6 separate regions of the Mus musculus genome follow, and regions 2, 3, 4, 5 and 6 are each linked to region 1. A link is a loop called in an ENCODE intact Hi-C map of the cell type or tissue named here. Cell type or tissue: left cerebral cortex. All regions are shown on one strand. Region 1 overlaps Gm31452 (a long non-coding RNA gene). Region 2 holds the start of Kif2a (kinesin family member 2A). Region 3 overlaps Ndufaf2 (NADH:ubiquinone oxidoreductase complex assembly factor 2). Region 4 holds the start of Ipo11 (importin 11). Region 5 holds the start of Dimt1 (DIM1 dimethyladenosine transferase 1-like (S. cerevisiae)). Region 6 holds the start of Zswim6 (zinc finger SWIM-type containing 6).

Evidence for each region. Hi-C counts contacts between places; a loop is a spot of excess contacts. Peaks named below come from ENCODE experiments on the same cell type or tissue, not always from the same donor. Only the 100,000 strongest peaks of a DNase experiment are listed, where the experiment ranks them.
Region 2: it touches region 1 in a loop (4-fold over the local background); 15 of 42 quality-filtered maps call a loop at or near these places.
Region 3: it touches region 1 in a loop (8-fold over the local background); 19 of 42 quality-filtered maps call a loop at or near these places.
Region 4: it touches region 1 in a loop (5-fold over the local background); 24 of 42 quality-filtered maps call a loop at or near these places.
Region 5: it touches region 1 in a loop (4-fold over the local background); 25 of 42 quality-filtered maps call a loop at or near these places.
Region 6: a loop joins it to region 1, with 3 times the contacts of the local background. A loop is called at or near these places in 4 of 42 quality-filtered maps.

Annotation. Positions count from the first base shown.
Region 1 is chr13:107,099,926-107,104,925 of GRCm38, forward strand. The region is part of intron 4 of Gm31452 (a long non-coding RNA gene); the gene reads left to right. Among named protein-coding and RNA genes, the nearest start is that of Gm41051, 19 kb to the right of the region's middle. In left cerebral cortex, CTCF peaks have their summits at 392 and 1,884 (motif pointing left); a DNase peak (open chromatin) is centred at 1,870; H3K4me3 peaks cover 262 bases.
Region 2 is chr13:107,019,566-107,024,565 of GRCm38, forward strand. Kif2a (kinesin family member 2A) reads right to left here and starts at 2,790. Exons shown (of 21, transcript NM_001374727.1): 1 at 2,447-2,790. The coding sequence starts at 2,510. 3830408C21Rik (RIKEN cDNA 3830408C21 gene) reads left to right here and starts at 3,005. Exons shown (of 4, transcript NR_015471.1): 1 at 3,005-4,417. In left cerebral cortex, a CTCF peak has its summit at 2,267; DNase peaks (open chromatin) are centred at 2,032, 2,356, 2,898 and 3,473; H3K4me3 peaks cover 2,454 bases; H3K27ac peaks cover 1,650 bases.
Region 3 is chr13:108,149,054-108,154,053 of GRCm38, forward strand. All of the region lies in intron 1 of Ndufaf2 (NADH:ubiquinone oxidoreductase complex assembly factor 2), which reads right to left. Among named protein-coding and RNA genes, the nearest start is that of Ndufaf2, 7.1 kb to the right of the region's middle. In left cerebral cortex, CTCF peaks have their summits at 2,920 (motif pointing right) and 4,133 (motif pointing left); DNase peaks (open chromatin) are centred at 2,916 and 4,104; H3K27ac peaks cover 213 bases.
Region 4 is chr13:106,934,176-106,939,175 of GRCm38, forward strand. Ipo11 (importin 11) reads right to left here and starts at 2,783. Exons shown (of 30, transcript NM_029665.4): 1 at 2,585-2,783. In left cerebral cortex, no CTCF peak of the experiment used is centred here; DNase peaks (open chromatin) are centred at 2,271 and 2,798; H3K4me3 peaks cover 1,684 bases; H3K27ac peaks cover 721 bases.
Region 5 is chr13:106,944,239-106,949,238 of GRCm38, forward strand. Dimt1 (DIM1 dimethyladenosine transferase 1-like (S. cerevisiae)) reads left to right here and starts at 2,891. Exons shown (of 12, transcript NM_025447.4): 1 at 2,891-3,045; 2 at 3,348-3,421; 3 at 4,463-4,549. The coding sequence starts at 2,967. In left cerebral cortex, no CTCF peak of the experiment used is centred here; a DNase peak (open chromatin) is centred at 2,828; H3K4me3 peaks cover 2,527 bases; H3K27ac peaks cover 1,373 bases.
Region 6 is chr13:107,888,311-107,893,310 of GRCm38, forward strand. Zswim6 (zinc finger SWIM-type containing 6) reads right to left here and starts at 1,754. Exons shown (of 18, transcript NM_145456.3): 1 at 1,294-1,754; 2 at 1,284-1,292; 3 at 1,276-1,281; 4 at 1,271-1,273; 5 at 1,087-1,268. The coding sequence starts at 1,739. In left cerebral cortex, CTCF peaks have their summits at 921, 2,182 and 2,908; DNase peaks (open chromatin) are centred at 403, 934, 1,884, 2,310 and 2 more places; H3K4me3 peaks cover 3,917 bases; H3K27ac peaks cover 3,278 bases.

The sequences.
Region 1 (5,000 bases):
AGGATGGGGGGCTAGAGGTGAGGAACGACTTCGCTCTAAAGCCCCAAGGTTTCTCTAAAGAACAGCGAGAGAAGAGCATCGGAGGTCCTAGGAGAGCTGATTAAGTTTTAATCTCATAGGGACTTGAGGCCCGCTGCGAGAAATGTGGATTTCATTTTGATGGTAATTTTTCTGTAGAGAGAGAGAGCAGGGCAGTTACACGAGCTAGAAAGAGTTTAATTACTGATATCTGACAGCATGCCTCAAATTCACTCCGGAGATTTATTTAAAAGGCAGATATTTTACAACCTCCTACTCAGAAAATTCTTAAGTCCGCAAGGCCTAGGAATCTGCATTTTAGAACTGAGCCCTAGAGTGACCATTTAAATAGCATCATCCCCCTAGTGGTGCATATTTGAAATTGCAGATGAAGCAAATTTGTAGCAGTTTATGTTGACTTTTTCACATACATGTATATTTTATGTGTAAAGTAATATTTTACACCTATAAGGACACTGGCTATAAGTAATCTAACTTTAAGGGGTGGAAGCTCTATCACCAGTAATTATGGTGATTATGTGGAGACAGCTCTCAGAAATATTAACATGAAAATGTGAGCTTGGTAAATAGTAATTAATCGGTTATCATGATGTTAGAGAACAGTATTAGCTTTGAAACCACAGCCTGGTTGACTATTAGGGTGCTATGAAATTAGTATAATTGCAACAGTGCAGGCAAGATCAAAAGATACTGGCTTTTCCTAAATGTCATATAATGTTCACAGGGACACCTGCAGCTCAGCTCAAACCACCCAGGACAGAAGATCGACCCAGTCCCCAGGGGTGTATATTCCCCTAGCCAGGATAGAGCAAGTTCTTGTTAGAATGCTAGTAGTTTGTCATTTAGGGTTGAAAATGTCTCCTTCAGAGTCTCAGCCCACACCAGTTCTCTTACACCAGTCCCGTTGTTCCGTAGTTCCTGGGGCTCAGAGGCCTTCCACCTCCCCTGGGCTTGCAGTAGTAGATGGAAGGTCAGGGGCAAGGTAGGGGCGGAGCTCTATCTGGGAGGACATACTGTGTCTGCAAGCAGGTGTTCTGGTAGATAATTCTGGCTTTGCACTCGGTTTGTTTGTTCTCAGAGTCTCCCAGAGTTTTTCTTATACACCCACCCCATGCTTTCCCTCGTTTGGCACAGACCCACTTTTGAGTTAGAAGATTATCTAGTCCAAATCACTTTCATTCCAGATGAGGAAGCAGCTGTCACAATTGCGGAAGTTCCAGCCAGCAGCAGACAGCTGTCTGTCTGGTGCTGATATCTTGGCATGGACCAATAGGACCCTCAGGTCAACTTCTTTTCTGAAGCTATCTTTCAGCAGTTGTTTATTCTCTGATCTCCCTCTATAACAGACCTCCCATCCCTTTCCCGCTCATTGTTTGTTTGTTTTTATTTTGTTTCTTTGAATCTCTGTCTCCCCTTCATCTTGACTAGCTGTTTAATACATGAAAAACTTGAGAAAAATCAGGCTTTATTCTAAGAGAAACCCAAATGAAACCTCAGCCATCAAACCTTCACTAACTAAATTATGCAGTGTTTGTGTCACCTCCTGATTTGTTTTTGTGGGTTAAGCCTCTCAAAGGGAAAAAAGGCTCATTTGTTGCAACCCGTAGGAGAAAGACTTGGAAGGAGGAAATAGAAAACAAGAGGTAAGCTGAGCCGAAGGATCACATATCCAGCGAAAGGAATACGAAATGAGAATCTGGACATGCCCGCGTGTATTTTTCCATTTGGAAACAACGCGGTCACAACTGGTGTATTTACTGTTTCCTCTAGACTCACTTGCCCTTGGGGGTAAGTACTCTGCAAGAGACGCTAGCCTGCCCCCTAGTGGCTGCTGAGGACATGCACTCGTATCCCAGGGCTGCGGCTTGACTGTCCGCAGAGAGAAGCTGAGGAAAGTCACTCTGAGAGGGAGCAACTCTCCTGTAAATACAGTAGATGGAGACACACACTGAAAGACTGGATCCCCATGAGCCTCGATTTCATTTGCTCTGAGAAACTGTTCAGCATTCTGAATTGTCGAAGATAGATAGATTTGAATTTAATGTATGCATGATGCTTCATGCGACCAGTGTTTGATTTGTAAAACACAACAACAAAAAACCCTAATGTGAAGATTTTAAGTACAAGCGGTACCTGAATCTGCTGACCTTTCACACTATTAATTTGTGCAGAGCTTTAGCGTAGGAGGAGACAAGGATACAGAAGTTAGGGAAGCCCAGATCCCGTTCTTTGGGACCCTCTGATGGGAAGGAACACATATTTGCACATAGTTACAACACATGGCAGAGGTACAGCCAGAGAGGCGACATGTATGCCGATGTCTTATTTAATATTTATCATGAAGGTTTTTATATTGTAAATTAAGTGCATTTATCTTTTGTTATCTGAGAAGAAATCTGTAACAGTGGATTTCTGTGGCGTGCAATAAAGACCTTCCTACATAGGAGGAGAAAGTTCAGAAAGGTCAAGTAATTTGCACTCATTGAGCAGCAGAGAAATATCATCCCTGCGATTCAAATTTGGCTGTCTGCTTTTACTGTCGGCTCAATTAACTTTGACAGAGCTATACTGAGAGCCTACCCGGCACCAGCTTTGTGCTGGAGGTGTGAAGAGGAAGATGCCATTACCGGTCTTAGGGTTAGTGTCCTGCAGGGAACTAGACTGTGAAGAAAAACTTGCACTCTGTTGTGACTGATGCGGTAGTGGACATGCGCAGATTTTACCTCTGGAGCCCAGTGGCAGGCCTTCTGTCACCTGATCCCGATAACTGACTGTGAGCGACTGATTAGGAATTTGTCACTTGGCCTAAGGCAATCATATTTAAAATAGATCTAATAATGGGTATCTGCCCAGGAGGTTAGACCACTCATGGATGACAGCCAGATGTGTCAGAGACAGCAGCCAACAAGAGAAACTCAGAAAAGTCCAGAATCAAAGTAGCAAGCAAGCAAGCAAGCAAGCAAGCAAGCAAGCAAGCAAGCAAGCTGGTGTGCCCGAGCATGGATGGCATCCCTGCATTTGGGAGACAGAGACAGAAGTTTAAAGTCATCCTCAGCTACATAGAATAGTGGGGAATCAGTGTTGGGAAACATTAAAAGCAAAATGAAACAAAATAAGTGGAGGGAGCAGCTGAATTGGTAGGGAGGAAGGCAGAGGCTAAAGAGTGTAGACTGTGGGTGTGGCCCTCACATTCAAAGCTGCTTCCCTATGGGTGTGGCGCTACAAGAGCAGGCGCATACCTGCCCAGATGGACCCTGTGCGTCCTCATCGCTGCTCCCCCTCACAGTGTGAGAACGAAAATTAGACACCGGAGGTTACTGATGTTTTCATTTCTCTAAACAAGTTTCACTCGCCTGCACCAGATGTGGTTGATCACAGGTAGGCCGGAGGTTCGTGGGCAGAAAATACCTCAGGATGTATTCTCACCCCTGATTGAATGTAGGTGCGGGAGTATTCATAGGCAGGAAATACGTCTGGGTTTATGCTCACCTTTAACGGGAATTGCAATAGCCTTGCAGGTTTGTCTTTTTAAGCCCTTGCAAAGTGTGATTGTTTACGATTTGGTTTTAAACTGTGGTGGTGGTCTTATTCCCGACTGATGGGAGTAACAATAGCCACCTACCTCATTTGAGAACCTTTGAGCCTGACCCTGAACCTTAACCCAAGAAAGCCTCACTAAGGGCTGATCCTTAATAGCACATCCACAACCCCCATTTTTAATAGGGTTATTTGAATTTCTGAGTCCAGCTTCTTGAGCTCTTTGTATATATTGGATATTAGTCCCCTATCAGATTTAGGATTGGTAAAGATCTTTTCCCAATCTGTTGGTGGCCTTTTTATCCTATTGACAGTGTCGTTTGCCTTACAGAAGCTGTGCAGTTTTATAAGGTCCCATGTGTCAATTCTTGATCTTACAGCACAAGCCATTGCTGTTCTGTTTAGGAATTTTTCCCCTGTGCCCATATCTTTGAGGCTTTTCCCCACTTTCAGTGTCTCTGGTTTTATGTGGAGGTCTTTGATGCAGGGAGTGATCTTAACCACTGAGCCATCTCTCCTGCCCTGAGAGTTTAGAGTTTTATAATCCTTCAATGTTTTTGCCTGTATGATTCCATATTAGCCTGCTTTTTTTGGTGTTGGCTCATTTAAGTCATTTTCTGTGTACTCACTTTCATAAGCACCTAGCAACCCTATGATTCTACTGTGAAGTCCCTCTCAAAGGAATACTTGATTCTCCCTTTGATGATAATTAAAATGCCATTTCTACACGAAAATAAACCTTGATCTTATGGAAGTGCTAACTAAAATCTGCATATAATTTAGTAACAAAATACAAGGTTTCCCTCCTGCTACGGACACTAAACCAGCTGGATTCACTTCTCCCAGTCCTAAAGGGAATGTAGGGACAATTGGAGAACTGTGGTGTTAAACTCTTGCCCCAACTTCCTTGTGTAGCCCAGATCCGTCCCAGAATACATCCACACACATTTGTGTGCTTATTAATGAGGGGACACTTTCTGAAAACTCCGTGGCTGGACAATTTTTCCTTTTTTTTCTTTTTTTCTTTTGTATGGGTGTGTTGTGTACATGTATGTCAGGGTACTATATGCATGAAGTGCTTTTATGGGCCAACAGAAAGTGCCAGGTCTTCTGGGGCTGGAGATACAGATGGTTGTTAACCAACATGGATGCTGGGATTCAAAGCAGGAAGAGCAGACAGCTCTCTCTCTCTCTCTCTCTCTCTCTCTCTCTCTCTCTCTCTCTCTCTCTGCACAGACATGTGCAAACATTGTAGGACATTCTTACAGGAACAGTAGATCACTCTATGTGAGCTCTCCATTCAGTCAATAAGCGATAGACATGACACTCATCTGTGCTAGTAAAATATTAAAAGCAACGGTTATTTTATCTCATGTGTATGCGTGTGCCTGCTTCTCTGTATGTGTACTGTGTGAATGCAGGTA
Region 2 (5,000 bases), 80 kb before region 1:
TATCTGATCTGTAACCCCCACAGGCTGAGGACCACTGCTCTCCAGTGAATGTCTACTTTAGTCATATCGTTTGAAAACATAAAGCAGTCCAGTTCTGAGTATCAATGCTTAAGGAAATATGCTGTCTCATGGATGAGACAGCAGGACTTAGGAATGCAGAAACCCACTGGTAAGCTGCTTTTAATCATCAGTGAGGACTTACTGGGGTTAGAATTTTTTGAAGATCCTCAAAGATACAAATAGGCCCATTTTGGTTCATGATTTGGCCTTTGGAATCTCTTAATATATGGCTGTCACTGATAGAGAAATCAGGGACAAAGATCATACATGCAGCGCAGTATCTATTACCTGGTTAGCAGCAGGCTGAAGTGGCCCTTCTTTATTTACTCCTATGATCTGAGTTTTCAGGATATCAGTGTTTATTCAACAACTAGGTTTATTTATTTAATTTTACTTTTTACAATAACCACTAGTATTTTCTCTATCACAGATCTGTTATAGAAGGAAGGAAAACAAAAGCAGCCTCTTGAAAGTGAAAAGAAGGAGCACGTGGAAGAGTCTCATGGAGACGGAACTGAACACTTTTAATCCCAGTGATTTCCTTTGAAAGTCACCCGATTTTCAGGGCTGAGGATGTAGTTCAATCAGTGAATGCTTGATCCTGGAAACCTCACAAATTGGCAGGAAGCAGGAGCTGTTCAGGGTCCTCAGCTATAAAGCAAGTTCAAGGCCAGCCCGAGATCATAAGGTCTCCCAAACTAAGAAATTCTAAATGTTGTTTTTACAAAGTTACCTACTTTGGCTCCCTGGCATTATGTAAGTATTTACATGATGTATAAGCATTTACACTATCAGTTAGGACAATACACAATGTACACACTTACTTCCTGAGGAAAATACTTTTGAAAATACAAAGCTTTTGTGTATCACAATTTCTGCTATAGGCTGAAATTAAAGACTGAAAGAATATTATAAACCTATATCCTAGAATCACCAAAGAACCAAAATTACTTCAATGCATAATTAAAAAAATGGCATCTCAGATAAAATCACTTGACTATAGAGCTATTTTGTAATGATTTTAGTTAAGATCTTTAAGACTGTAAAGAATATACAGTTTATTATACTTCAAGTTTTGAATTAACATGTAAGTCCTATATTTGTTAACATACTGCCAACCTACATTCACCAAAAAATAAAATGGCATTAGACAGCATAATGATTGCAAGAAAGTCATCTTCAGAGAATTGATAAAGCAAACTCCAATCCAAGTAAAGAAAGTATCCCTTTTCCGTTTGGTAACTTCTAAAGCTCTACAAGTTATAATGTATTTTCTCAAAAATATATAATACACAAAATAATCCTTCCAGTTACCAAATTACTTCAGCTGCAAAGAGGGAGAGAAAAAAAAAATCACTAACCACTTCCAACACATCATAAATAACAGGAAAACCAATCTACTCATGTATACTGATGTGACTTGATCAAATTTGGTAGAAACCAAGAAATGGGTGTTTTGGCCATGCCCTTATTAATTGCGGTAAAGGATGGTGAATAGGCCACAATTAAGTAAAAGGAATTGGGTACAAGTGAGATGCAGTCAAGAATCAATTCCTAACACTAGCATTTCATTCATCCCCTTCTACTCAGTTATTTCATTTACAATATGGATGATTTTCACTTTACACTTAGAAGTGATAAAAATATTTCCCCCCTACGAGGAACCTACAGCAACATCCATAAGCAGCCTATGGGTCTTTTTTTTTAAATGAATTAAACATGTCTCTTCCCCTCGCCTTACACTTCTCTCAGTTACCTCCCCAGGGTGTGAAAATATCAACATCCGGTCGCCCACCCTCTCAGGAGTGTCTCCCGTGGACTGCGTCCATCCTCTCTCCATCCTCTCCTTCCCTTTCAGTAGCATCACCTTGGTGAAGCGTACCGAGTATTTCTTTCCCGTTACTCCCCCACCCCTTTTCATGGCCGAGTGCAGCCTTCTCTGCACTTGGATCAGCAGAAGAAAGCAGCATGCTTGGGGGAGAACAGGCAAAGAGGCCTGACAACCGGATAGCACTTAACAACAACCGGATGGCTCCCCAATGGCCTCTGGCTGCCAGTCGGGTCTCTCGGTGCCGACATCCCCGATCTTCACGCTACCACCCTTTCCACGCCACCGAGGCAGAGACCGGTAAAAGGCAGAGTAGAGGCAGCGCGAGGCACGGGCAACCCTAACGGAGTCCCCTGGGGGGAGAGGACCGCGAACCCGGGAGCGGCTCCCGCCCTGCGGCCGGGGCCCCGCACTGCAGCGGCGCCCGGGCGGACCCCACGCCCGCCTCACCCGCACAACGCCGCACACAAAAGCGCCGGGCCGCCGCCTTCCCGCCCCCACAACCCGTAGAGCAATCAAAGGGGCAGCCGGCCCGACGCGGCCAGAGGCGCGGCTCACCATCGCTGCGCTTGATCTCCACGTAAATCCCGATCTGGATCTTGCCGAAGTTGGCCGTTGCCATCACCTCATCCGGAGCGGCGGCAGGCGGGCGAAACAGGCGGGGAGGGGGCGGGGTGGCGGCGGGAGGGGCAGCGGTGGCCCGCGTCCGCGCCGGTCCGGGAGGCAGCGTGGACGCGAGCGGGGCCGCGGCGAGAGCGGCGGCGGACGAGCGGGCTGAAGCCCCGGGCCTGCGGGCGGACGGGCGGACGGGCGGGCGGACGGGCGGGCGGGCGGGCGGGCGCGCACGCCGGGCGTCCGGGTGAAGCGAGGGCCGCAGCCGTGAGGCGGCGCGGGGGAAGAGTGGGAGGGCTCGCGCCGCCCGCCCCTACGGACGCTGGAGAGGCGGGGCGCCGCGCGCCTGCGCACACCCGGCGGCCCGCGGCTTCCTGCCGTGCGCCCGCGCGCTCGGGCTGCAGGCGGCCCCGCCCAGCTCGGCTGCGGCCTGGCGGCGGGCGGGGCTGAGCCGTCCGCGGGAACGGGAACGGGAACGGGAGCGCGCGCGGCCCGGCCGGGTACGAACCCGCGCCGGGTTTGATTCCGCACGCGGCGGCCTACGAGGCGCGGGAAACGACTCGCGACGTCCTTCCAGAGCTCCCGCTCCGCGTGCACGCTGCCGCAGGAACGGGTTGAGGGCCGAGTGGGATCGAGGCTTTCGGGGCGCGGGACTGAGGGGCACTGACCGATTAAAGAACTGGCTCAGTGCATTTCTGTGGCTGTCAGATCGCATGCCACTCCGGGGCAGCCGGTCCTTGAGGAACCTTATTAAGGCCGGGGCATGCCTGGTTCAGGCTTCCCATCAATTATGGAGGGTCGAAAGGGTGTCGTCCACCCTGAGTAGGAACGAAGACCTCCCCTTGCCCTTTACTTCCCAGCTCATTGCAATTCAAAGCGAAGCCCTCCTGGGCTACCAGCGGGCCTGTCCTGCTATCCTATTGCTTCAGTAGAGCTCAAGGCTTACTTGCCCTAGTCTCTAACTCCAGCAGCTATGACTCAAAATCAGAGCAGAGACTTGAAGAACGTTGAATAATGAGCCTCTTCTGCAGTCATGTGGCTGAGCTGACTACAGCAACATGGAGAGTGCCAAGCAGAGGGGGCCAGGTAGACAAGCGTGTAAACTGAAGTGTAACCTCCACCAGCTTTGTCGTAAATTCTTTGTAGAATGACTTACTACTCTCCTCAGTTACTCCCTGCCTGCCCATTCCTGCATCTTGGTTTCTTCATCTTCCCCCATGATCTAGGATAATATGATCTCTTCTCCTTCCCCCTGATTATTTAAATCTTCCTCTCACCTCCCTACATTTTTCACTTGTTATTTACTTTTTTTTTTTTTTTTTTTTAGATAGGGTGTCATTTGACCTAAGCTGGCCTTAACCATGCTATGTAGTGAGGATAATCTTGAATGCCTTACTGGTGTGAGCCATCACTTCTAGTTTATGTGGTACTGGGGATAGAATCCAGGACTTTGTACGTGATGAGAGCATTGTGGATGAGAATGGTTCATGTGCTTGAATACTTTGTCCCCATTGTTGGAACTGTTTGGGAAGGATTAGGAAATGTGCCCTTATTAGAGAAAGGGTTTCACTAGGATCAGGCGCTGAGGTTTCAAAAGACACCATTTAGAGTTAGCTTTCTAGACCTCTTACTTGTGCATCAAGAGGTGAGCGCTCAGGTGTTGAGGCCAGCATGCCTTTGTTCCACCATCATGGACTTCAAACCTAGGAAACCATAAGCACAGTGAAACACTTTTGTTTTGTCGGTTGTCTTGGTCATGGTGCTTTATCCCAGAAAGAGAGGCAACTACAACACCAACAAGCAAGTGTTCTACCAAGTGAGCTAAACTGCTAGCCCTGAAAGCCTACTGTCTTTGTAAAACCTGCTCCACCCACTCCAGCCTAGATGACTCTTCTGCCTAGGGATTCTTGCAAAGTGGTAAGTATCACTTTGTAAATAGACATGTTTGATCTATAACTATGTATACATAGGAACTTTTCTTTTTTTTCAAAGATTTATTTGTTAATATTTATATGAGTACACTGTAGCTGTCTTCAGACACACTAGAAGAGGATAGTAGATCCCATTATAGGAGATTGTGAGTCACCACATGGTTGCTGGAATTGAACTCAGGACCTCTAGAAGAGCAGCCAGTGATTAATGCTCTTAATCGCTGGGTCTTGCGCGCGCTCGACTGGCCAGGAAGAACGACGCTGCAACAGGATCCTTCTGCACAAGTTTATTGGGAGAGCTTGATTGTAGAGGCGAAGAGACCCCGAGCCCAGAACTGGTGCTGCTTTTATAGGCCTAGGAGAGGCGTGTCTCACACCCGGATTGGTTATGCACTACGCCTCATTTGCATGTTCCTTATCTGATTGGCTACTCTCTCTCTCTGTACCTCACAGAGCCTCATTATCATACCTCATTTGCATGTCTCACATCTGATTGGTTACTCTCTCAGTACCTTACAGAACCTCATTATCATACCTCATTTGCATGTCTCACATCTGATTGGTTATAC
Region 3 (5,000 bases), 1.0 Mb after region 1:
CTGTTACTATCTAGCAGTTATCCAAAGGAATAACAATCCAGCTGCATAGTAACTATTTATAATCAATTGAGGACATGCATGAAATACATAGGCTGACTATATTTTTAAAAGTTCTTGGCACAGAGGCAGTGGCAAACTGCAGCTGTATTTATATCCAGGAATTGCTCAGTGTATCATTAACAGTTTGTCCAAAATAAGACTGTGTCACCTATAAGATCAGTCCTCGACGCAGCTATTTACTATTACAACTCCTCAACTCATTCCTCAAGAATATTCCTCAAGGCCGTTGCCACAATTTTCTAGGGGTTAAAATGTGTCAAAAGATGAGTGTAAAATGAAAGGGCAAATCTTGCAGAAGGTAGCTTTATGAAGTCTACAGAAGTACTATAGAATCACAAGAAAACTGCTGATTTCTACTTTATATGACCAAGATAGTGCAGCAAGATAGGAATATGAAAAATAGCTCAAACAATAATATAGTAAAGATTATTACAAATATTTAGAAAGAATGGCAATACCCTCAAATTTTGCAAAAAAAAAAAGAAAAAAAGAAAAAAAGAAAGAAAGAAAGAAAGAAAGAAAGAAAGAAAGAAAAATAACACTTCTTACTTTCAGTAAAAGAGACAAATGTGACTTAAGGATATCATGTTGTGTTATTATAACTTTGTCAAAATATCTAAGTTAAAACAAACACACAATACCATGGTGGACAGATGGTTTAGGAGTTAAGAGCACCAGCTGTTCTTCCAGAGGACCCGTGTTCAATTCTCAACACCCACATGGCAGCCCGCGACTGTGTTGAACTCCAGTTCTAGAGAATCCGACATCATCTTGTGGCCTCCTCAGGCATGCACAGGTGTGGTGTGTAGACTTATATGCAGGTAAACCACTCATACATCAAAGAAATAAATCTTTAAAAAAAAAACAGTATTGGGGCTGGTGAGATGGCTCAGTGGGTAAGAGCACCCGACTGCTCTTCCGAAAGTCCGTAGTTCAAATCCCAGCAACCACATGGTGGCTCACAACCACCCGTAATGAGATCTGACGCCCTCTTCTGGAGTGTCTGAAGACAGCTACAGTGTACTTACATATAATAAATAAATAAGTAAATAAATCTTAAAAAAAAAAACAAAAACAGTATTATTCAACATACAAAGGGGGTGGCGCTTCTGGGCATGTCCCCAAAGACTGTATGTCATACCAGAGAGACACTTGCACATGAGTGTTTATTGCTCCAAATTCACAATAGGTAGGAAATGAACCAGCCTAGGTAGTCATCAATGAGGGACTGAAGACACACATGAATGAATGAAGATCATGTGCTCTATTTGTTCAATGGAATTTTACCCAACTGTAAAGCAGCTACATGAAACCATGAAATCTGCAGGAAAATGGATGGAACTGGAGGTTACTGTGTTAAGCCCAGCAACCTCGACTCAGAAGACAAATTCCATGTGTTTTCCTTCATATGAGGATCCTAGATTTTAACTTTCATGTATGTAAGTGTGGGTACAGAACATACGACTACAGAGAGCACCGTGAGACAGGAAAACAGTCTTAAAAGATGGGAAAGTAGGACATGAAAACACGTGGTGGGCACTGAGAGGGAACAACAAGTGCAGGGGGCACAGGGTGGGCACTGAGGGGGAGGCAGCAAGCAGGGGGCACAGGGTGGGCCCTGAGGGGGAGGCAGCAAGCAGGGGCACAGGGTGGGCCCTGAGGGGGAGGCAGCAAGCAGGGGCACAGGGTGGGCCCTGAGGGGGGCAGCAAGGGGCGAAGAGACACAAGGGGACAGGAGGGGAGTGCAGGAGAAGCACCAGCAGAAACAATGCATATCAGTGCCACAGTAACCATTACTTCATATGCTAATTAAAAATACAATTTCAGAACCCGAGGGAGAGGAAGTATGGAAATAGGGGTGCTTATCATATTGCATTATATCATATTGCATTATATCATATTGCGTTATATCATATTGCATTATATAAATGTATATGCAGTTCTCAGAGAACAAATTTTCTATACAATTCCAAATAGTAAGCCCTAAATACATATACATATGAAAGATGTTAAATAAGCTCAGGTTATATACACACATACATCATATCTCATATACACACTTAGATATATGTTATCATGATGAAAGACTAAGAGGTCATGAATATGAGAAAGTGGTGGGGCGATGGAGGAAAGGGAGGGAGAAAAAGGAGGGGCAGAAAATGTAAACAAAATTCTCATATATAAAACTGTCAGAGAAAAAATAAAATGTAAAAAAATTACATTAAATTATAAAGTAGAATCTCTGAAACATCGTTTTTAGAAAGATGTGAGGTGCTATAATTACACTGATATACTCACTCACAATATGCACATATGTCAAGACATCACTAGAACAACCATAGCTACATACAAATTTTGCAAAAGCCACTCAATGAAGCTGATGGGGAGACAAGTACTTAACTCATTCTTACGTCAGAAGTCACCATGCAGTTGTAATTAGTCTCACACCTCCCTGTTCATCAAATGTCTCCTTCCTCACACGGCCATCGTAAGACTCTTCATACATACACTCTTTAAGAGTTACTAAACACTGTGCATAGTCCAGGCCAGCTTAACTTCACTTATCTAAGAGTTTTATTTACTCATAGGCAGTGCACTATAAAATGGCTTCTGGACCTTAAGGGGCTTTAAAGTGGAACCAACATTGATGAAGGGAAGACAGAAGACACACTAAAAAGGGGGAAATGGTTTTCAGAGAAAAGCCCTAGAGAGATGCAGACACAACTAATATATGCTAAGTGAGAGTTATGTTCTAATAAATAAGACAATATAAATCATTTTATGTGACATATTCAGCTAAAATGGAAAAACTTAACCAGCATCTTAGGCAGAGGGTGCAGTTTCTCATTTGGACCACAAGATGGAGCCATTAGCCAGCTGGAATGCAAGATTAAAGTAGAGACAGCCTGATTGAAATGACTCAAGCTATTTTAAAATGTCTTTATGCAGTCTATTTTTAACAGTATATATTCTCTACTCCATTTTGTAAAAATGGATTTAGAATAAAGTTTATAATAGAAAAAAATTATTCTAACAGTTGAATAATGAAGCCTACCACATAACTCTGAAGGTATTTATTTCTCAGTACCAGTCCTCATTCAACTGTGACTTCTAAAGAATGTCATCGCAGTCTGTCCCTTGTAAAGCAGCTTACACTTAGCCTCGGGCAGCAGCAGACATGACTTTCTGGACTGACGCTCTTTGGAGTTAGATGAGGATAACAGTTATCTGCCTGGTTTTAAATGCCAGGGAGAATGGGCTCTGTAAACACATGACACGGTTGGGTTCTGTTACTGAGTGGTCCTGATGAAGCAACACTATTGCTTTTCTTAATTCTTGAAATCTCCCACAATGCAGCGTCTCGGGGCAAATGCTTAGAAGCGAGTCTAGCACACAGTGTTTACACTATGATCGTTAGTATCAATACTGACCTTACTGTCCTAAGCTAAAGCAAATGTCAAAACCCTCAAACACAAAGACAACCAGCAGCCGAATTCCTGGAGACACTTGTGATGTCATTTAACTATAGACACAACCCAGATTGCCAACCTCCCACAATTAGTTTCCATTGCAGCTCAAAGGTCCCACGCTCCCCGGGTAGGGAAACCAGGAGTCTGTTACAGCTGCTTAGGTTCATTTAAAGCCACAGCAAGGGACTGGCATGGGTGACTGTCAACACACGCCATCCTCACGTTTTGTTGTTGAAAATGTGATAGACACATGTTCAGGGCCAACAATGGGCCTGTCCTCCTGTGACAGAATACAGTTAGTACTTAAGGACATGGACTTTGTACATGACTGAGGGAATTCAGGAAACAATAAAAAACAAAATCTTGTAGGAAAAACTACCGACAGCAAAGTATGACTGCTGTCCCCGTCCATATTGTGTATTCCAGTTTTTCTTCTATTTTCATTATGTGTTTTTGTTGTTGTTGCTGCTGCTGCTGCTTGGATAAATAAATGCTCTGATTCCTCCTGGGTGTGTGTGGGAAGTGAGATTCCTTCAAATCACTTTCAAGTACAAAGCAGGAAAGACAGTCAATCTTGATTTTTGGAACAATGCTGCCCTCTGCTGGAAGAGCTGAAATATTTTCATTAGTCTCAAACCTGGAGGAGTCTAGAACCACCTTCCAATTATTAACTAAAAAACCAGAAACTATACTTTCAGTTGTGGCTGTTTTCCTTTCCCATATTCTCCGTGATTATTTCTAGTCTCTAAATAATACACGTGAATTGGCTGAGGTGAGGCCTTCCAAATCGATATGTCTTTACTATACACACAACAGTGGAGGATGCAGGTTTTGAACAATTAGATAATGGTTCTGAAGGGAAATTGTAAGGCTAAGTATCTCTACAGAAGTCTGATGATGTAATGAAACTCAGTTCAGCAGGTCAGAGGCAGGTCCATGTCTGACCACACTGGAAGTTCACTATACCATGGCTAGGTTCTTTTATTTCTGGTAGGAATACTTATTCCTGCCAGGCTAATCTAGCTCATTTATTGAACAGTATCTGAATTGCCTAGTCTAGACTCTTTGAACTACTTCATCCGTGTATGTGCTTTGTTCTGTTTTGACTTTTAGAATTGAGGGCCAAATGATACCTCAATTCATTGTATAGCTGCCTTTGCAGCACCTACCCCATACACAGGCAGACACACAGGAAACTCATCGTTATACACAGGGGAATGGGGCAATAACCCTGCATTTGAAATGAGAATTTAAGCTAGTTGGTGGCTGTGAAAATATTAAAACTCAACATTCGATGAAAGAGCGGTAACTACGGTTAACTTAAGCTCACACAATGGAGGTATTGTGATGACACTGAGAATGGCAAAGTGTGTTTCTAGTGTGTGTTCCTATATGAATGTGTAAATTTTAAATGACTAGAACTCTATCTACCTATTATCTCCCCCAATCCTATTCGGTTCATATATAAAA
Region 4 (5,000 bases), 170 kb before region 1:
TTGTAATGTAGGCTTACTTGGTAGTCAGGCTCATCTTTAGAAAATGAAACAAAAGGCACTCCAGAAGCACACCTGCAAGAGATGTGATCAGCCACTGTGTAAAGCACCCCGAAACTAGCTGACTAGACCCATCACATGCACAAAGAAAGGAAGGGGGCTGGGGGACTCTAATGCAGCTGTAAAGTGCAAATCCCTGGGTTCTACCTCCAACACCACGAAACCAAAACAAAAGTCAAAACTGAAGATGCACAAATAGTAAATATCTTAATGATAAAACATGTACAAGGCCCTGGGTTCAATCCCAACACTGCATAAATAAAATAAAGATAAAAATTTTTAAACTGGGGCTGGAGAGATGGCTCAGCAGTTAAGAGCACTGACTGCTCTTCCAGGGGTCCTGAGTTCAATTCCCAGCAACCACATGGTGGCTCACAACCATCCGTAATGGGATCCGATGCACTCTTCTGGTGTGTGTCTGAAGACAGCTAGAGTGTACTCATATAAATAAAAATAAATAACTCTTTTTTAAAAATTTAACTTACCAACAGTAATTCTAAATTAAGCCCAATGTGGCAACACACACCCAGCACTAAGGAAAAGAGGTATGCACTAAGGTATCTCTGAGTTAAGGCCAGCCTGGTCCACACAAACTAAAGCTACACAGTCAAAGTCTATCTCAGAGATAGTAATGATGATGATAATAAATCAGAACAAAGATTAAATATACACATATGCCCATGCAACACACACACAAACACAAACTAATCAGGACTGGAGAGATGGCCTGGCACAGGCTGCACATCCTAAGGACCCAAGTTTGATTCCCAGCAGGCACACAGGTCAGGTGGGGCACAACCTGTAATTCCATTACCAGAAGATCCAAGCCCCTCTTCTGCCTGTTTCAGGAACAGCACAGACAAGAGGACACAGGAAGATCTTTTAAGCCGGGCGTGGCAGCGCACGCCTTTGATCCCAGCACTCGGGAGGCAGAGGCAGGCGGATTTCTGAGTTCCAGGCCAGCCTGGTCTACAGAGTGAGTTCCAGGACAGCCAGGGCTATACAGAGAAACCCTCTCGAAAAACCAAAAAAAAACAAAAAACAAAAAAAACAAAGATTTAGCTTTTAAAAGATAAATCAAAAAAAAACAAAAAACAAAAACAAAAATAATTAAACATTACCTTTGCCTAAAAATGGATATCTGTATTCTTGAGAAACATCTTCAGTATATCTTATATCCAAATACTACAAGTACTATTCTGCCTTCTAGCTTGGTGCTGAATGTAAATACATTTCATAATATCACAAAATCTAAAGACTTGTTTAATTACCAAATAACTGTTGCACACTGCTTTGGAACCTCCATCCATATTACTACAACCAAATTCCTTTGAGAATTCTCTTTTGGCTTTAAGAAGTGTAATCAAGGCAAAAAAAAATGCCCTCCTGCCCTATAGCTATTACACATGTCCACAAAATAAATTAAAATGTTTATGCTAGACACCATCAGAACACCCAAAGAAGAAGAAAAAAGTCTGCAATCCTACCACCAGCAGGAAAAAAAAATTCTAATTCTACCAAAATTTTCCTCTGTGTGGAACAAAGATGTGGGGAAAGCTATCAAGCCATGTAGGTAATGATGTAAAGAAAGCTATCAAGCTCATATAATGAAGTCATTCTGCCCTTAACCAAAGAACAAAATTCTGAAATAATGTGGAAATGGAAGAGAAAAATCTCAGTCCACGAGAGGTTAAAATATATGGTTGCCAACTGCTCTTCCTTGCTTCCTTCTATACAACAAGCATATCTTAAAGGCATTATCGCATGTAACAGAGCTCCTGTAACGTGTGGAGAAGAGGTGTGCCAACTACAACCTTGGCACCAGAAGCCAGATTACCGGTCTTTGCTATGTACGCAAAAAAAAAAAAAAAAAAAAAAAAAAAAAATCACTCTGCTGTAAGATTCTCACGTTGACCACGCAATAAGAGAATTAAGGGGAAAAGAGCAAATGCTATGGGCCTCGAAATAATTTTGCTGAATCACAAATATTCCCAAATGTAAAGCTGCAGGAGTCGCTGAGCCTGTGCACTGGCGGCCATACCTCAGCATGAATCTCCTCTCGGAGAATTGATGTTGAAGTCCCTTCACTTTTTCCTTAAAGGTGAAGGAACGATCGGAATGCTTAAAGCTTTCCAAAGCACAGCTTCCACGGCAAGGTCGCGTGTGCAGCTAACTCCACACACCGGTCTTGGGAAGGGGAACACGTTTCCCTCGTGCTGTGCAGCCCAAAGCCTCCAAGGACAAATACAGCCCCCTGGCCGGCGACAGGGGACACAATAGGTACCCTCGCCTTTGCTCAGCCTGTCACTCAGACCCTGCCACGCCGCACCGTGGACCCAGCACCCAGAGGCTTCCCACAGCCCGGGAGCCCGTGCTCGCCCGGGCTACACCAGAGCCGCGAGGGCCCACGGCCACGCCGCACAGCTCCGCGGGACCCCGCGTTCCGCCCTCGGCGCGGGGTCTCTCGCTGCCCAGCCCACTCCTCCCTTCCTTCCTTCCATCCGCGCGGCTCGCGGCCGGGCCTCACCGCGTGCTTCGGTCCGGAACCGCCCGGCCCGCCCCTTTCCACTTGTCCACACGAAGCGGCGTTGGTTGCTTCCTCGTCCCCCACGCTCCTAGTCCACACGCTGCCGCCTACTGATGCCGAAAACGGCTTCTAGGAACGCGCCATGTTCCGCGTCGCCACTCCAAACGACGAGGGCGCGCTAAAATTACGTCACAGGTTCCCAGAGCGCCGAGAGGCCGAGGAGGGAGGCCATAGGACGGCGGAGGGAAGGGGAGGGAGGAACTCGAGTTCGAACCCGAAGGCGCGCGGCAGCCAATAGGGTTGTGTGCGCTTGCGTGGTACCCGGAGCAAGGCGCCGGCTTAGGGGCCCCTGTAACTATGGAAACCGTAGGTCCGGAGAAAATCGATAGTCTCCTGCGCTGATCGAAGCCTAAGTCAAAACCATTCATTGCATCTTCACTATTCTGTCAGCTACTTGGTTTAGGAGTCTGTCACGGCAGAAGAGGGTCATCAAAAGAATCCCATTGATGAACTCTGCCACCATAGGTATTTGGATGAGCATTGTTGGTTTTGGTTTTTTTTTTTTTTTTTGGGGGGTGGGGGTTAGAGTTCTGCTGGTTTTTGTTTTGTTTTTTGTTCTTGTTTTTTCGAGACAGGGTTTCTCTGTATAGCCCTGGCTGTCCTGGAACTCACTTTGTAGCCCAGGCTGACCTCGAACTCAGAAATCCGCCTGCCTCTGCCTCCCGAGTGCTGGGATTAAAGGTGTGTGCCACCACGCCCCGCTAGAGTTCTGCTGTTTAATCAGGGTCTCAGGACCCCAGGCTGGCATCGCTGAGGATGACCTTCAAATTCCGACGCCGCCACTTCTCAAGTGTTAGGGTTACATGCATATAGTCTCTGTTGGGAAGGTTTAGGAGTGCCCAGTCATTGAGTTAACCAAAGGCATTTCAAAAATAAGCTAATGTGTGTGTGGCTTTCATTCCAGAATCCAAAGAGTTCCTGGAGAGTGGGTGGAAGTGCGTGATCCTCTGGGAGCACAAAGTGGTGTAGCACAAACTCACAGCTACATGGTTGGTCTAAAATGTATCCACATTCCCGTTGATGCTAATGTTGCCAACCACCCAGAGGATGTGTCCAATGGTAGAGAGACAAGCGATAGTTAGTGTGGGAAGAAAGAATTAAGTAGTTATTAAAAAGAGAAATTTTGAAAAATAGAACTCTTTTATTGGAGTCATAGGTCTTTTGTAAATCTTAGGAAATGTTTAATTTTAAAAAATGAGCATACGCAGGCCGGGCATGGTGGCACATGCCTTTAATCCCAGCACTTGGGAGGCAGAGGCAGGCGAATTTCTGAGTTCAAGGCCAGCCTGGTCTATAGAGTGAGTTCCAGGACAGCCAGGACTACACAGAGAAACCCTGCCTCAAAAAAAAAAAAAAAAAAAAAAAAAAAACACACAACAACAACAACAAAAGCATACACAAAGTGTGTCTAGAATACTAGGACCCCAAATTAGGATGTATTCAGAAGTACTAATTTTGACTAGTATTGAATGGAAGATGCAGGTGCATATTGTTGACAAAACAAATATTTACAGCTAGATGAATAACCCTCAATCCACTGTACTTCATTACTATATTTTCATGCTCAATTTTGAGAGAATAGGGAAAATATTAGAATTAACTTATCATTGAGTGTCTTCAGGTTATATTTGAAATCTTTTTCTTTTTGGGGGTGGGGGAGGGTGGGTTGCTAAGAGTAGAACACATGGCCTTGAACATGCCAGGCAAGCACTGTAACCACTAAACTATTTCCGCAGTGTGTATTTGAAAACATAGTGCTTTTTGCATACAATTGAGAACTACAAAGAGAAAGCAGAAAATTGGTGATGAAATGCTAAATTAAAGAAACATTGAGAGCTGGGCGTGGTGGCGCACACCTTTAATCCCAGCACTCAGGAGGCAAAGGCAGGCGGATTTATGAGTTCAAGGCCAGCCTGGTCTACTGAGTGAGTTCCAGGACAGCCAGGGCTATTCAGAGAAATCCTGTCTCGGAAAAAAAGAAAGGAAGGAAGGAAGGAAGGAAGGAAGGAAGGAAGGAAGGAAAGAAACATTGAGGGGGCTGTAGCGATAGCTCAGAGATTAAGAGAGCATGGAGAGGTTCTGGGTTCAATTCCCAGCATCCATATGGTAGTTCACACCATCTATAACCCCAGTTCCAAGGGATCCAATGTAGCCTTCTGATCTGTGAGGGTACCAGCAAGCTCCTAGTGCACAGACATACATTCAAGGAAAACACTCACATACATAAAATAATTATTAAGTTGTTATTTAATTAAAGAAACATTGGCTTCCCTTACCCCCTCTCTCTGTCACACACACACACACACTTACTTTTTTTATAACATCAGTCAGATACAGTGGCCCATCTCTGTAATCT
Region 5 (5,000 bases), 160 kb before region 1:
CCATCACTTCTGATCCGTTTAATAAAGAGCTGACTGCCAGTAGCTGAGGAGAACAGGAATGTTGGGCAGAGATAGGAACTGTGGGAAGAATCGAGAGGCAGCAATTCTCCATCAACACATGGAGGAGGTCGTACATACCAGGACTGCGTAATGGGTAAAGGGAGAGTCATGTAGCAAATGTAGACTTGAATCACTGGGTTAATTAAGTTAGAAGAGCTAGCTGCAAGGTGGCCAACTAAGGCCTAAGCTATAGCAAATAATGCTTCGAGTGCAGATTTTAATGTTTTGATATACCAAATCTTCATTGTACACCACTTCAAAACCTGTCTAGGGCTCACCTTGAACTATGGGTTGTATAGGCTTCACCTGCCAAGTACTGTCCTGTCGTGTGTAGCTTTTGCTACCCTGCCTAAGCTCTGGAACTGGCTGCGATACCAGCCCCCACCCAGCTTCCCTTGAATCTACAAATTTAAACACACACACACACACACACACACACACACACACACGTGCTGGGCGGTGGTGGTGCACGCCTTTGATCCCAGCACTCAGGAGGCAGAGCAGGCAGATTTGTGAGTTCAAGGCCAGCCTGGTCTACAAAGTGAGTTCCAGGACAGCCAGGACTATACGGAGAAACCCTGTCTCGAAAAACCAAAACCAAAACAAACAAACAAACAACCCCACCCCCACACGCACCAGTTAACCTTAAAACGCCTTTGCTAACTCAATGACTGAGCACTGCTAAACCTCTTCTGCCACTCCAGGTATAATCGGACAGAGTGTCCATTAGCCACTCAAAAAGGAAAACTCACATGGCTGGTTGGCATTATCTCCTACAGCTCCTCCTTCTTCTTCCCCAGCTCTCTCCATTCTGCCTTCGTCCTCCCACTCAACTCTAAGTGTCCCTCCCCATTCTCAGTCATCGGGCGCTGGTATCTTTATTGATGGATCAAGAGCCAGTTGGAGAACCTGAGCATTAGAACTAACCCCTACACTGTCCTGATTCATTTCTTTTAGTTTTTTCTTCTGTTTTGTTCAAAAAGTAGTCAGATTCTTGTTTGTCCTGTTCATCACTGTCGTAATGCTGACAGTCCAGGAATGTCCATGCAGAAAAATTCTCAAATTACCAAAGCTGCCATTTTCGTGTACCTAGCCTAGGTTGTAATTGTTGTGGTCCTGATAGGTGTGCAGTGACCTTGCATCTGAAAAATGAACTGAAGGCCTTTCAGCATGGTCTCAACATCAGCTTTGGGGCCGAGTGTGAAGTCTAGCATGCGCAGTGCTGCTGCCATAGGGAAGAGAAGGCTGGCGCCATGTCCCTGGGAGGTAGACCAGGAGTCTGGGGTATTGCTAGGTGTGTGAGACTGCACACCTCCCCCTTTTAAAAATAAGCTATTTGTAAAAGCAGTGGTGATGTCATGTTCAGATTCCACGAAGGAACTTTGAATTGCTGAGTGCCAGTAACTGCGAGGGGAAGCTTAAGTTCCAGAAAGAAAAACAACGCCATAATTTTTTTTTTTTTTTTTTTTTTTTTTTTTTTTTTTGCTAATCGCGTATTTTGGCTTTTGTAACTGTAGTTAGCTTGCAACTGCGGGATGGGAACCTTGAGGGCTTTCCAGGCTCAGAGATGAATGAACTTGGGTCCGGAATACCCAGCTGTAGTCACCTGCGGCTGGAAGAAAGGCTTTCCATTGGCTCATAGGCAGTGTTCAAGTGCTCCTTGGTGGGAACCCCATAATAGTCGACTATAAATAAAAGATTATATTAGGATATTTTAGAACTTTCCCTGTGCTCGAATTACAGCAAAGAAAGGAAGGACTAAAACCTAGGCTACGAGAAAAAAAAAAAAAAAAAAAAAAGCCGGGCGGTGGTGGCGCACGCCTTTAATCCCAGCACTTGGGAGGCAGAGGCAGGCAGATTTCTGAGTTCGAGGCCAGCCTGGTCTACAAAGTGAGTTCCAAGGACAGCCAGGGCTATACAGAGAAACCCGGTCTTGAAAAACAAAACAAACCAAAAACCAAAACAAACAAACAAAAACCTAGGCTACGGAACAGGTTCTTAGCAGTAGCCTTTGGTGGTTGATTGCAAAGACTTTCTTCAGCGCACAAACAGAAAAATTAAAACCGAAACATTACACTGGCAAGAAAAACAGCCATGAATCTTTTATTCTGTATGTTACAGCCCGGCGTATAATCCCATTACAATATCCAACACATACCTGTAATCAATCCCATTTACAGGGTTTTGAAATTGTTATAGCCTTTATCTTTCAATAAATAAACATTGAGAGCAGCATATTTTAACTATGACATTCCAGTGCTGGAACTCAGCAAAACGACGAGAAAATGAACAAAAAGCATAGAGAAGTAACCAGTAAGTGCCGTGTTGGAACGAGAGCTAATTCTAATCTAACTGCTTTCCACAACGGAGAGACATGTTACCCTAAACCACCAAGCTCCGTGTCCATCGAGCCTAGGCTTCTCAGCCCACAACCTGCAGGGAAACAGGAGAGACACGAGAGATCTTTCCGCAGATATCAGAATGTCCCAGGGCAGTGCCAAATGAAGCACCCAATTTGCCGAGACCCAACCAATCCTAACTGCCTGCCTGAGCGGCGCGGTTTCCTCTGGGAAATCGGGCTCTTGGGGAAGTTGTTGCTCCAGCTAAAACTCTAAAATCCGGTGGCTAACCCGCTGGAGCCAGCCTTGCCTCCGGAGGAGCTCACCAGACAGAAACTACAATCTCAGCAGCCACTGGGCTCGAGTCCGCCTTGCCGCGGGAGGAGCCCATAAGAGACTACAATTCCCAGCAGCCACTGGGCTCCGGCCTGCCGCTGACTGGGTGGGTCGGTGATCGCAGTGGGCGGGGAAGTGGGCCTCTCGGGCGCCTAGTCGTGACGGCGACTGAGGGCGACTTCCACGCGGTTCCCGGCTGCTTTCGCTTGGCACAGGGACTCCTCCGAGAAGATGCCGAAGGCCAAGTCCGCAGCGAGTAGCCGCCGGCGGGATCGTCAGGAGCAGCGCCGGGAGCTGAAGCGAGCTGGAGGTGCGGTGTGGAGGATGCTTGGGACTGACCCGCGGCGGGGGAGCCCTACGGTGGCCTGCGCCTCTAGCCGCCCCGAGGAGGGTGGGCGCTCAGCGCTGACCCTTCCCCGCGCGCGCCTGGTCTTCCTTGCCAGCAGGAGGGATGGATGGACTCAAAGATACATCCCAACCCCGGCCGGGAGCGCGGCGCTTGTGGATGCATTGGAGCAGAAACCGTCCCGGGTCCATCCTGCTTCTCTGGGACGGCCTGAGATCGGTTCTTGAAAAGTTGGGAAATTAAGGCTGCTTCGTGTTTTATTTCAGGACTCATGTTCAACACAGGGATCGGACAACACATTTTGAAAAATCCTCTAATTGTTAACAGCATCATCGATAAGGTGGGTGTTAACGATGAAAGGCAGAGCGTTTGTGGATTGTATTTTTCTGACTACTTAATGCCTGTATGCCTAAGTTGCATGCCCATAATTATCCCAGCATTTGGGGAAGCTGAGGCAGGGTGATATGCTCGACCGCAGCCTACATACTAAGAAAATATAAACCAAGATAGGGTGCCTGACAGAATAGTTGCTCTGTATGTATATGTTGGATGGGTTGAGAATTGCCCAGTGATTTCCAGATTATTTCCACTTTTTGGAGGCTCCATCTTGTTTTTGGAACTGGGTCTCATGTAATTCAGGGTGGCCTCAAACATGGTGTGTGTCAAAGCCAGCCTTGAACTCCACTTTGCAAGCGTGTATCATTTTGATCACTTTCTAAGTACATCATCGTTACTCTTTTTATTCCAGACCGTAAATTTACGTCCAAATCACACTGAGTTTGTTCCTCAGGAAAAGATATGGTACTGCATATGAACTGTTTGGAGGATTCCTTCTGTATGGGTTACTGTGCTGTGCTTATGGAGGATTGAGGGCCTGGAGGTAAAATACAGACGGTACAGGGAGCATCCTGGAGCCATAGAGTATAGTTCTCCAGTCTCACCGAATATTCTACTCATAAGCATATGCACACTGGTAACGTTTTGTATGGTTACTATATTCTTAAAACTGTACAGTGGTTAAGAATTGAGAAATCTTTTCCATTTGAATGCACTCTTTCCCATTTGAACTCTTTGGAAGTTACAATTAGTTACAGTTTGCTGGAATTATTGCCAATGTAGAAAGCAGGAACCCACCAGTAGAACCGATTGCTCTTGCTTTTGTTCTGGCTCCAGAAGCTGAGTATATCCCCTAAGTTAGGAAATACAGGTTTTCACTTATACCTAATGCCTTTGAGGTACTACTGCTGTTAACCACATAAACCCTGAAAAAAATGAAGCCAGAGTAAAATGTCTTTAACTGTACATTGATAAACAGAAACAGTCACTTACAGACTTTGTGTTCAAGTGGGCCAGAGCATAAAGGAGTTGTGTTTATTTATAGGCTGCTTTAAGACCTACCGATGTGGTGCTGGAAGTTGGGCCTGGGACTGGCAATATGACTGTCAAGCTGTTAGAAAAGGCCAAAAAGGTAAAAGTGGGGTTTCGTGTGTTACTCTCAAATTAGCTCAGCTGGTTTACAAATGTGAATGTTTTAATAAATTGGCATTGTTCCAATAGTAGTTAGTGGGCCCTTAGAAATTTTATCTCTAAAAATGAGATCTTTCTATCAAAGAAAACAAAATCTACACTTGATGTATTGGTGGGTGATCTAATATAGGAATGGGCCATGTGTTTAAAGGAGTAATAATAAAATAGAAAGTCTGAGATAACCCACAGGGCAGCAGCTAACCATTATGAAGCCTGGAAGAACAGAGCCGTGAAGTTAAAGTCATTAGGACCAAGTTCAGCAGGAGACTCAGAGGGTAGGATGATGATGAAGAATGGGTCAGGGAGTCAACCAGAATCAGAAACTCAAATGGCTACGATGTAGAAGTGGTCACGACACTTGGTGAAGCCCCTGTGGATGTGGCAGGAAAATA
Region 6 (5,000 bases), 790 kb after region 1:
AAGAAAAAGAAAAGCCCCGCGGAAGGCAGAGGGATTTGAGAAAACTCTCCTGGTCTGTCAGAGAAAGAAGGGCTGTGCAGCTTTAAATCACAAGCCCTTCTCTCGCCTTTGTCAAATATCTTCTACTTTACAAGCCCTGAAAAGAAATAAAGAGGCTCTTTTGTTTGCTTTCCCCTTTTCGGAGGGTGACAGAAAATTGAAAGGGGCACAAATAAACCCGAAAGGAGAACAAACTGCCGGGAGGTGCGGGGCGCGCAGCAGCGCAGGGGCGCAGGGGCCGCGGGGCCCCTCGGTGCGGACGCCGGCCGCGGGTCACAGCGTCGGCGGTGCTGCCCGCTCCCTCAGCACCGCGCCCGAACCCCGGGCTCAGGCAGAAGTCGGGCGGCGGGGTGCCTCACGGGACGGAGAAGCGAGAGCGGCGCCCCTCAGCGGCCCGGCCGGCCGTCACTGCCGGCCGGGGTGGCTCGGGGACCCGGACGCGGACGCCGCGGAGCTCGTTGCAGACACCTTAAAGCAGCCTGAGTACGAGGGGCCGGCCGGCTAGCCGGCCGGCCGTCGGAGCCCCGAGCGGAGCGGTGGCCGAGCGGGGTTGAAGGGATCGCCACCACCCCACCTCGGACCGCGGGGCGCGGAGCAGCGCCAGAAGAAAGGACGCGAGCCGGGCAGTGCAGAGCGAGCGCCCCGGTCGGCATTGTCTGCGGCCCGCGCCCCCTCCCCCGCGCCGCACGCCCCAGCCCGAGCCCCGCGGCCACCCGCGCCTTTGTCCACGCCCGCCCCGCACACCCGCACTCAGCCTGCCGGACAGACGACCGGGACGCCGACACCCACCACCCCGCCACCGAGGGGCGCGTCCTTGCTGATTCATTTCCCACTCGCGCTAGCCCGTCCGGGGAGACGGGGGCGGGGACCAGCGGGAGGAAATGGGCGCTCCGCTCCGGGGACCGTCCGAGTCGCCCGCTGCTGCACCGCGCGCGCCCGACCCGAGGCGGCCCAGGGGATCGGAGGGGAGACCCTGCCCTCCCCCACCCCCGAGGGACAGGAGGACAGACCGAAGGACCGACGGCCCGCGGCAGCCCCGTGACTCACCGACTTGCAGGACGTTGTCTACGCAGCCACTCTCCAGCAGCGCGATACCCCGGCGGAAGGGCAGCCGCGTCTCGTCGCCGCCGTCCGCAGCGCTGGCCGCCCCCACCGACGGGGTCCCGGTGCCCGCGGCGACGGCGGCGGCGGCGGCTGAGGTGGCGGCCGGCGAGGATGAGGAGCCGCCGCGCCGCCGCGCCGCGCCCGTGCTGCCGCCCGCCGCCGCCGCCGCTGTCGTCGCCGGGGCCGCCCGCGGAGCCGCCGCCGGTGTTGAAGGACGAGTACATGCAGATCTCCCGCTCACTGCGGGGAAAGGACCAGTAGACGATGCGGCGCTGCACCGGCTCCGGGATGCGCTCGAAGCGCTCCTCCACGCGCTGGAACGGCCACTTCTCCGCCACCCTGCGCGCTGCGATGTCCAGCAGAGACTCGGGGCTTTGGGTCTTGCCCGGCGGCAGCAGCCCCAGTGCCGCGCCGCCCCCGCACGCCGCCGCCGCCGCCGCACCGCCCGCCCGCGGGCCGGGCCGACAGGCAGAGCTGTAGCCGCCACCCGCGCCGCCGCCGCTGCTGCCCCCACCACCGCCGCCGCCGCCGCCGCCGCCGCCCGGCCGGCAGCAGAGCCGTTTCGCGGGAGGAGGCTGCTGTCCGCGCTCCGCCATGACCGCGCCGCTTCTAACCCGACAGCGGAAGTGCCGGGACCCTATAAACGGCACAAGGAAGCGCGACACGCACACGCCGTGGCGACGCCACGCTGCCATCTAGGGCCCGCCGCTCCTTGTAGGGGCACGGGAGGTGTGGCCTAGGCCGTGACGACATCGCCGAGGAGGAGCGCCGATAGGGAGAACCTAGGGGAGGGGGCGGGGCCTATGCAAATCACTGGGCTGAAACATAAATAGAGCGCTCCGTGGACACGGGGGTGGCGGGGGCACCCGGGTTGGGTGCCCGGTGGGCTGTGAGAATGTCAGGCTGCTGTGACGCGGGAGGCGGGGCTCAGGCGGGGTTTCCGCGGGAGGGGTCGGGCCGTCTGCCAAGGGGAAGGGTGGGTGGGTCTCTGCGCCCCCTGTCTACTCAACTTAGCCCTCCAGCGCCCTGCCTCCTTTTGATGTCCGCCGAGCGTGGACGCTCCTCGTGGGTCGCCGCGGGGCGGGGAGGGGGGAGGGTTCCGGACTAAATGGAGGGCGGGCCGACTGCTCGATGCCCCACCCCCCAGTCAGCCGGCCCCGCGGGGAAAAGCCTCTGGGCGGAGGAGGCGCTTTCAAAACAAAGAAATGCTGCGTGAAGCCCCGGGGACGCGGCCGAGAGGAAGGCGGGGGAGGCGCGGCCCAGGCCGCCTGCTTTCCTTCCAACCCGGCGAAGCGAACTTCCCCCACCCTCGGCCGTGGCTGCGGCGCAGGGGGGAAAGGGAGGAGGGCTGAGCTCAGCCACTGTTTTCCACTTCACTTTTCGCCGACCCAGGTGGGGAAGGGGCGCGGCTGCCCCGCGTAACTGCAGCGCACCCAGCCCTGAGCCCCGGGTTCGCTCCGGCCCGGTGACACGCCAGGGAGCCGAGTCGATCGAGCGCCCGGACACGCGCAGCGCTCGGATGCTGCCCCGCAGCCGCTGGACGCGCGTCCCGAGCCGGCCGCGCCGCCCTGCCCCGCCCCGCCCTCGCACTCTTTCAGTCCTTCGGGCCAAGAAGCCGGCCCGCCCGGCTTCACCCCAGAGCCCCAGTCGCCCTCTGCCGCGACCTGCTGCAGACCCAGGGGGTCGGGCCGCTCACTTAGAGCGCACACACGGGCAGAGAGGATCGCGCAAACTCTCCAACGCGAGACGGTTGTCGCTCACGGCCGCCCGGTGGCGGACAACAGCCGCGGGCGCTCTGGAATCTGCGGCGGGGCTGAGACCTGGAGTCCTTGGCGCTCCGGACGCGCGCTGCGCTCCCTGCAGCATTGGCGGCGCCCGACCGGCGGGTCCTCCCCGCTGCAGGGCAGCAGGAGAGCGAGCAGCGCTGGGAGACGGTGCCCGGGCGCCAGCGGAGGCGGAGAAACGAGTCCCCGTCTGAACCGGGAACCCTGCGGACATTGTTCTTCGCACTCTGCAGAGCTTGGTTAGATCTCAGCCAAGCCGCAGGCTTAATGACCACGTTAGACACTCTGACTTCTTGCTCCACCTTCTGTTTTTACTGTAAACAGTGTTAGAGATACTGTCCTATTGTTGGAGATAAGCCCTAGCTCCTCTGACACTTTCGCATATTGGCTACTCCCCACTGCCTACCTGGTCTGAATTTAAAGCAACTACGCGCGTCGGCGTTGTAAAGAAAATTGCCCACTCAAAGCGAAGGCCGCCCGAGACATTGGACGTGATCCATGTCGGGCATCGGGAGCCCCAGGCTAGAAGTCCCTGGAGACAGGACGCTGGCAGACTTTCCATAGCTGCTTGTTAGGAAAATTTTGGTGACATGTTTTTGTATATTCATCCAGTATTTTTCTAGGCACCTCCTCGGTGCCTAGGAAAAAGCCGGACAGAAAACTGGAAGAGCTTTATGGGCAAGCGGAAGAGGAAGTCCCTTTCCTCCGGTTGTTTAATATCTATATCTCTTTAAGAAATAATTTTAAGAGACTTTAAAACTTAGAGTATCGGAGCAGAAAGAAGGGTGAGCCCTAGTCTGTCCTCAAAAAGTCACGACAAAAGCGTGTGCAGTACAGGTCGCTGAACATTTCCACCCGTGTACACGGGTCTCTGAATTAGAAAGTTAAAAAGGACAGAACTGATGTCCTCGGACAGAATTAATGACTCATTCAGGGTCAGATGCGGTGTTGGTGGGAGGGATTAATTTCCGTTACCGGAAAATACATACCTTTAGAGGGGGCTAACATTTAAAGAATTTGATATCGCAATGAACTAAAAGAGGCTGGATCTAAGACATGGACCTTCCCTGGAGGGATCCAGTCATTTTTTGTTAAGTTTTTTCTGGGAATGGAACATAGGCCCTCCAGCGTCAATGCTCTTGGGCTGAACTATACCCCCTAGCCCTGGGGCAATCCAGCTTCATTTTCTAATTCAAAGAAAGCCCAAGGCCACTGAAGATGATCTAACCCTACTTGATCTCCCTGGGGTCTCAAACACTGCCCACTCTTCTTTTGAGTGGTTCCCCCCATTCTTGGGTTTCTCTGGCATCCTGTTGTCTCTTCTGTTCTGGACTCTGTTTCTGTCTCTTCCTCTCTGCCTCATTTGTTTGTTGTTTCTCTTCCTCCAAACTTTAATGTGCCCTCATCCTACAGCCTATTATGATCGACTTTTGATGACACCCCGTGGAAAGTCAAACCCAAAAACCTTGGCTCATCTCTTCTCAGTGTCCAGATCACAGCGCTCACCATCAGAGTGCCTATTTCAAACTTAAAGTACTCCCTTTCCGCTGCATTTCTTGTCTCCCAGGGTGACCTATCAGGGTCCCCCATGCTGCAGCAGTCCCCCTTTGATAACTTCTTTGATGCAGCCCCCCCCCCCCCCCGCCCCCATTCACTTTCGGTGTTGACTATCCCAGCCCCTCTCACTGCTCACAGGTGTTTCTTTTTGCTGTGCAGGGCCTTGTTGCTGACTGGCGTGTCTGTGTAGCCTATCCTCTCCCCCCCCCCCCCCCCCCGCAAGTCCCTTGAAATGGCTCTTATGCTGCCTACTGGGAAGAGACCAGAGTGACTATGATCTGTCTCGACCAAACCCAACTTTCCAGCCTTGTCTTTGAAAATGCAACTGAATTTTTCCCCCCAGTTCCTCAACAGGAATGCTGTTATGTCCCAACAGGACATGCCTGCCCCACACATTTGCTCAATACATTCCTGAGGCCTGAAATCTCTCTCTCTCTCTTTCCTCTTGGAATTTGTTAAATTCCTCCCCTTCCTTCAAGGACTTGCTTTAAAGGCCACTTCCTCTGGAAAAACCCA